Regions from separate parts of the Homo sapiens genome. Here regions 1 and 3 are each linked to region 2. Evidence: chromatin loops called from intact Hi-C (ENCODE). Cell type or tissue: OCI-LY7. All regions are shown on one strand.

The links. Peaks named below come from ENCODE experiments on the same cell type or tissue, not always from the same donor. Only the 100,000 strongest peaks of a DNase experiment are listed, where the experiment ranks them.
Region 1: it touches region 2 in a loop (2.8-fold over the local background); 2 of 110 quality-filtered maps call a loop at or near these places.
Region 3: it touches region 2 in a loop (4-fold over the local background); 2 of 110 quality-filtered maps call a loop at or near these places.

The regions. Positions count from the first base shown.
Region 1 is chr1:157,704,102-157,706,601 of GRCh38, forward strand. No RefSeq gene overlaps it. Among named protein-coding and RNA genes, the nearest start is that of FCRL3, 4.6 kb to the left of the region's middle. In OCI-LY7, no CTCF peak of the experiment used is centred here; a DNase peak (open chromatin) is centred at 980; H3K4me3 peaks cover 1,203 bases; H3K27ac peaks cover 1,748 bases.
Region 2 is chr1:157,509,374-157,511,873 of GRCh38, forward strand. No RefSeq gene overlaps it. Among named protein-coding and RNA genes, the nearest start is that of FCRL5, 42 kb to the right of the region's middle. In OCI-LY7, no CTCF peak of the experiment used is centred here; DNase peaks (open chromatin) are centred at 778, 1,528 and 2,288; H3K4me3 peaks cover 2,307 bases; H3K27ac peaks cover 2,500 bases.
Region 3 is chr1:157,772,540-157,775,039 of GRCh38, forward strand. All of the region lies in intron 2 of FCRL2 (Fc receptor like 2), which reads right to left. Among named protein-coding and RNA genes, the nearest start is that of FCRL2, 3.3 kb to the right of the region's middle. In OCI-LY7, a CTCF peak has its summit at 1,356; DNase peaks (open chromatin) are centred at 1,352 and 1,642; H3K4me3 peaks cover 760 bases; H3K27ac peaks cover 1,606 bases.

The sequences.
Region 1 (2,500 bases), 190 kb after region 2:
TTTATACTTAACTACTGAGCCTGGGCAAGATGCTTGCAGTCTTAGGGCATATGGTTTTGTGACACGACTTGTGGTGGCTTTGTTCATAGGTCAGTGGTTGTTTCTATAGAGGCAGGACTGTACCCATGAATGTCAATAAGCAAAAGGCACAAGAAACTTGTGAGGGCCTTCAAGATTGCTGCGAAGCCCTTGTAAGCAGGGACAGACAAGGCAAGGGCTTACGTATGGGCAGTAAGTGCTTGGAAGGACACAAGTGCTGCCTGGCAACAGAACTTTGGGGGCTGCAAGATGGTTCAACAGAGGCCCACAGTAGGCACAGTCACATTTTCTAGGTAGTCATAGCTGAAGCAGATAGTCTTTTGTTTTGTTTTTTTTGGGGGGAGGGAGGGGCAAAAATAGAAATCTCTAAAGCATTTTTAGGCACTGGTGACTGGAATAATATTTTTGGCTCCAAGATTCCTTGTATGCTACAAAACACCAATGAGAATCTAGTTTTAAATTGCTAGAATGAAGCCTAGAAAAGCTTCCCATGTCTCAGTCACCCCAAATCTCACCCTGCTTTCAGGTCCAAGCAGCAAACTGGATGGATTACTCTTGAATTCATGTGGCATTCTCTTGGCTCAAGGGTGGAAAACATTTAAACAATTACTGACATGATTACATAGTTATTGTAGGTGGCTTAATTTTTTAATTCTTTCATATACAGATGGGGCTGTGCTCCCCAGACTGGTCCTGAACTCCTAGACTCAAACAATCCACCCACCTCTGCCTCCCAAAGTGCTGGGGCTCCAGGTGTGAGGAAACACACCTGGTCAGTTATATTTTCTAACTGAACTAAATGTAAGTACAAGGTGAAAATATTCCCTAGGAGACAGTCTTCTTAGGCCAGTACAATTCCATATCAAGCAGAGGTTGGTCTGCTCACTTGAGAGAGTAGATGCTGTGTCACATAAGAGGTCCCTCACTGAATTCAGAGCTGAGGTGTCAGGAGCACTTCACTCAAAGAGGAAGTGAAAATCAAGATGCTTTGAATAGATTCAATGGAAAAGAAAGACACAAAATGTTATTTTAACATAGGTTCCTTCAATGTCTAGTTTATTGAGAGGTTTTAACATGAAGAGATGTTGAATTTTATTGAAGGCCTTTTCTGCATTTGAGATAATCATGTGGCTTTTGTCTTTAGTTCTGTTTATGGGATGAATCACATTTATTGATTTGCATATGTTGAACCTTGCATCCTAGGGCATAAGAAACCCACAGCCAATATCATACTGAATGAGCAAAAGCTGGAAGCATTCCCCTTGAAAACCGGCCCAAGACAAGGATACCCTCTCTTACCACTCCTATTCAACATAGGATTGGAAGTTCTGGCCAGGGCAATCAGGCAAGAGAAAGAAATAAAGGTATTCAAACAGGAAGAGAGTAAGTCACACTATGTTTGTTAGCAGATAACGTGGTCCTATATCTAGATAACCCCATCATCTCAGCTCAAAAGCTTCTTAAGCTGATAAGCAACTTCAGCAAAGTCTCACGGTACATAATCAAAGTGCAAAAATCATGAGAATTTCTATACACCAACAGTAGACAAGCAGAGAGCCAAATCATAAATGAATTCCTACTCACAATTGCCACAAAAAGAATAAAATACCTAGGAATACAGCTAACAAGGGAAGTGAAGGACCTCTTCAAGGAGAGCTACAAACCACTACTCAAGGATAGCAGAGATGACACAAAGAAATGGAAAAACATTCCATCCTCATGGATAGGAAGAACTGATATCATGAAAAAACAATTTATAGATTCAATGCTATGCCCATTAAATTACCATTGACATTCTTCACAGAATTAGAAAAAAAAATTTTTTTAATGTGTGTGGAACAAAAAAGAGTCCAAATAGACAGGACAATCCTAAACAAAAAGAACAGACCTGGAGATATCACACTACCTGACTTCAAATTATACTACAAGACAACAGTGACAAAAAAGCAAGGTATTGGTATAAGAACAGATACATAGACCAATGGAACAGAGTACAGAGCCCAGAAATAAGACCACACACCTAAAACCATCTGATCTTTGACAAACCTGACCAAAACAAGCAATGGGGAAAGGATTCGCTATTTAATAAATGATGCTGGGAGAACTGGCTAGCCATATGCAGAAAATTGAAACTGGACCCCTCCTTTCACCATATACAAAAATTAATTCAAGATGGATTAAGAACTTAAATGTAAAACCCAAATCTATAAAAACCCTAGAAGAAAATCTAAGCAATACCCTTCAGGACATAGGCGCAGGCAAAGATTTCATGACAAAGACACCAAAAGCAATTGCAGCAAAAGCAAAAATTGACAAGTGAGATCTAATGAAACTAATGAGCTTCTGCTCAGCAAAAGAAGCTATCATCAGAATGACCAGACAACCTACAGAATGGGAGAAAATATTTGCAATTTAACCATCTGACAAAGGTCTAACATCCAACATCTACAAGGTACTTAAA
Region 2 (2,500 bases):
TGAGCAGGGCCTGAGGGTCTCAAGGGCCCCTTCTAGCTCTAACCTTCAGTGATTTCAGGCCAGGTGAGGTGCTGAGCTCCCTGGCCCCAGAAGCATTCCAGCATAGGCTGGCTGATGTCTCAGCAGGGATGCTGTGGAGGGGCCCAAGCATGAGAAAAGTACAAGAAGTGGATGCCCTCAAGGCCTTCTCTAGTAATAAGACTTGAAAATTAAACAACTCACCCCTCCCTGACCACTCTCACACCCCAAAGCCTGAGGCCTGGAGTCCCTGGGCCAGCTGGGGAGGGTCCTCCTGAGCTATTGCCTCACCCTCCCTACGCCCCTGTTACCCCATGGTTATGGCCACAGCACCTCCTCCTTCTTCCCTTCCCACGCAGAGCTCATTCTATTTTTGGTGAGGCCAGGTGACAGTGACCCTGACAAAGAGCACTGCTTGGTCAGATGGAAGGAAGGCAAGTGAGGGGCACCTGCCTCTAAGCCTTATTCTCCCATGTCTTCCCCCAGCTCTCCTCCATCCACCAACATGGCCACAAGGCCGCCTCTGGACCAGATCTATCCATCGGGTTTGCTCTGTGGTGCCCCACTTGGAGACACAGGTGGACATGGTGTTCAGAGGTGTGGGACAAACACATAAGATGGACGAGAGCAATGGTGGAGAGATGGGAAGGGAGGCTGAGGCCGGGCGTGGAGGACACGTCCCTGAGGCACCCAGCAGCCTGAACACTCTCATTTTGTCTCTTTTCATCAGAGTCCTTAATCTCTTAAACTGCCTGATGCCAAGAAATGTAGAGCTGCAGGATATGCTGGGCCCCACCCACGAAATTTGTATTTATTCACAGCCTTCTTATAAGCAAATATGTTCTTTTGTCAATAAGCCACCCGGAAGAGTGTCTCTGGGGACATCACCCCTTTGCTTTTATTTCTCTGGAAAATAATTAAAGAACATTCACATCAGAAAGATTTTATGAATTTATGTAATCCCTGAAATGTTGAGTTTATGCATTCCCACACCTCCCATCTAATTATCCCATTCCCCTCACATTAAAAAGAAGACCAGATTATTTTCCATCATTTTCTTCTGAAGTATGCTTTTTGTTTTTTGTTTTTTGAGACGGAGTCTCGCCCTGTCACCCAGGCTGGAGTGCAGTGGCGCAATCTCAGCTCACTGCAAGCTCTGCCTCTGGGTTCACGGCATTCTCCTGCCTCAGCCTCCCGAGTATCTGGGACTACAGGCGCCCGCCACCACGCCTGGCTAAGTTTTTATATTTTTAGTAGAGATGGGGTTTCACCGTGTTAGCCAGGATGGTCTCGATATCCTGACCTCATGATCCACCCGCCTCGGCCTCCCAAAGTGCTGGGATTGCAGGCGTGAGCCACCGCGCCTGGCCCTGAAGTATGTTTTTGCAATTCAGCAGCTGCTCCACTGTAATGATGGGGGAGGGACCAAGAAAGGCAAACAGAAAGCAATGCAAACTTGGTAACAAACACAGGCACCTCCCCACCTGCTTCCGTGAACATCTGCATAGCGTTCTCAAACCTTACCTCCTTCCATATGTAATTCAGTCAAGCAGCTGTTATTTCTTTTCCAGTTTTATAGATGAGGTAACCAGAGCTCAGAGAGGTTAAACAGCAACGGGTAGTGGCCTGTACAGGAGCCAGGCCTTCCGGCTCCAAGTCTCGTGTGCTCTCTTCCTGCTTCACAAATGCCTCTCCCCAAATAGGACTCTGTGGCCCACGATACTCACTGAGGACATTTGGTGAAGTGACTAAGCATGGACTCCAGGGATGCACAGTTCTAGCTCTGACTTACTATTGTGTGGTCTTAGTCTAAACTAATTTCTTTAAGTCTCAGTTACCTCATCTGTAAAATAGGGATGTGGCAGGCCAATTCTCCCTGATAGTCACACAGACAGGCCTGCATGACAGTCACACAGACAGGCCTGCATAGCACCCCAGCTACACAGACAAATTTCCACAGCACTGCCTTAACATTGAGCAAATAGTTAAACCTAGAGAAATCGGTGCCCAGACATCAAAGCTGGAAATGAAACATATGGTCAGTAGGAGCCTTGCATGGGCTTCTCCCTAACCTGGAGCAAGCCAAAATAATAGAGACAGTCATAGATTCCTAGTGCCAGGACCTGTCTCTGGTCAATGAAATCTGAGACGAGTCAAGGTAACAGAGGCAGCTGTTTGAATAGATTCATTGGAGAGTCTAAGACAGCTCTCCGGACCAAGCCATAAAGGAGATAAGAGAGAAATAATCACTCCAGTACCACAGTAGACAGGCCTTGAAGGTATTGGAGGCCTTTTAATTGGACTTAGCAAGCTTTTTTTTTGCCTCTGACCTTCTAGTTGAAACAAAATTAGTTACCAATAGACTTAGGTGAATGCTATACTGCACAGAGGCACATAATCCCAACCTATATAAGCACTGAGAAAACTGTAACACTTTGAGTTGGACTGATAGAATTATCTCTGACCTTCTCACTGTATCTGG
Region 3 (2,500 bases), 260 kb after region 2:
AACTTGCGGCCAGAGAGAGTCATCGTCACCACCAGGAGATACTGATTGATTTCAGTTCTCACAACGTTTAACCTAGTTGTGAAGAGCCAGATCACACTGTTTTGAATCCAAGTCTACTATTATTAGCTGTGTGATACTGGACAAAGCACTTTACTCTTTGGACTTTGGTTTTGTAACCAAGTATCCCATTTTTCTAAGAAAAAAAGAGGAAGTATTTTTACCTTTTTCATGCACTTATAATTTTTACCTTCTCTCCATCATCCACTCCTTGCACTGAAAGCATATCTAGCTATGTGTTTACTTAAGAGGTTCCAGAGACAGAAACTCAAAGCAAACCAGGTGCCTCTAGAACTCTCTCTCACCAGAAGAGTGCCTCAATTTACAACCTAGTTCTGCCCACACTGGTGCCAAGCCAAATCACTTCAGATGACATCCAAAGCAAGTCATGTAGACTTGCACCACCTCGCTCCCTCCCCTGCATGCTGTTCACACCAAGTCCCCCTTTAAAAGCCCTTGCCTTCTGCCCGAGAAGTAGAAGTGGTACCCTCAAGGCAGAAGCCTGTACTACTTCCCCTCAGCTATGTTTTGGAATTAAAAAGTCACTTTCTTTCTACCAGATCTCTCTCTTGTTAATTGGACTTTGCAAGCAGTGAGCAGCTGGACCTGTGTTCAGTTACAGTTTCTCAACTGAGAAATGGAACAACAAAGAGCATTTGCCTCTCATCAGGCAGTCTTAAGGATTCTGTGAGAGAAGCACACAATGGTGCTGGCATTTATGGACCACTCAGTGAGCCACAAATCTCACAGTCTTGATGGGGGATGTCTTTGTAGCAGAAGCTAATGATGGCTGAGGAGGAATAAGAGGTCATCATAACTGCACTTCAAGAGCAACCAAAATAATGGGTTTCAGGTCTGTGAGATGGGGTGGACTCGGGAATACTGAATAAATGAAGGTGACTTGAAGTCAAACCCTCTGAGAGTGATGTCCTACCTATAGGGTAGACATAAGTTGGTTCATAGTTTCATATCAGGGAACCCCAAAGAGTCATAATGGGTTTGTGTGACAGTTTGTATCCACTTGCTTCTAGCATGGCTGTGATGGCTCCAATGCCAACCACCTGGCAGTTTGAAGGCCTCAGCAGAAGTGTGCTGGCTCTACACTGGCTGTCATTGTGGTGCAACCTCAAGAGTTCTAATCTGTATGCACCATTAGCAGGGTACAAGGAGTCAGAGGCCCTAGAAGGGGAGGGCAACAAGTCCCAAAGCTGACTTGTTCATCCTCAGGGAGTTCCACATCCTCCAGAAACTGGCTGAGAGTGGCTCTACCTGCAGAGGTGCCCAATAGAATCATGCTGACCCCCAGAGGGTATAGAGGAGAACTGCAGTGGAGGGACAGTGGTAGGGGGCAGGGAGAAGGGTAGGTTGTGAACGAGAAGTTCTTAGGCAGAGCAAATAAATAGGAGCACAAAGATTTAACTCAGAGCAAGATGTACAGGACTGAATAATGTTTTTTCACAAGAATTTCAGTGAAAAATATCTTTACCAGAGCAACAGCAAAAACTAAAAGCAAATGGTATTCAAAGCTTTGCAAGGGCAAAGTCCCAGGTGGTGAGTGCAGTGTATGGGTGGGGCTGAAAAGAGGAAATGGGGTGGAAGACTGCATTGAGGCAATGGATGGGGACAGAAAGACCTTTTCAGCTGCTCTGCTGAATAGCATTTTCAAACCTTGCAGGGGATTGTAATTCTCAACAGGCCAGAAACTTTTCCCCAGAGCCAAGACTGGGGTTCAGAGGCCAAGTGACTGCCCAGCCTACATAGCAGGTATATAGCAAAGCCATGATTTCAATTTGGTCTTTCTGGCTATATAAGTCCTGCTCTTTCCAGTACATCATGCTGAACTAAGTTCTCTCTTACTCTTTTTAAAAAGAAAAGATCTCAAACTTCTGAAGAACATCTCAGTTTTCTGAGAAACTCTTGCTAAAGGAAAAGAAAGAGAATGAAGTGGCTGTTGCCCTGTTCTCTGAATGGTCGTAGGTGATTCACTTCAGGGAGCCTGCTGTCTTGGCATGATTCCACTAATGGTCAGAAACCTCCTGAATATTGATCGAGGTTTCCTCTAATTTCCATCCAGACAGACAGTGGAGTGATGGGTATCACAGGGTGGGACTCCTGGACCTTATGTGGGACAGAATGAATGCAAGAGACCAGACTTGCTCCTGAGCAAGTTCCAGGTAGGACCCCTGAATGTCTCCCTGGACACTCTTGTTCCATTCAAGGTGACAGCAGGATCTGCTTTTCCCACACTGTTCCTTAGAGCCCAAAGAGCCCCTTCCACTTGGTAGCCAGCATTCAATGGGCAAGGGAACAAGTCTCCCTTTCTTTAGATTTTGTCTTGGCTCATGTGAAGATTCTGTATATAGAATAAAATATTTTTCCCATTGACTTCCTTCACTGAGCACAGATTTAACTCAGAAAGAGTGAAATAAAATTAGCTTTATTT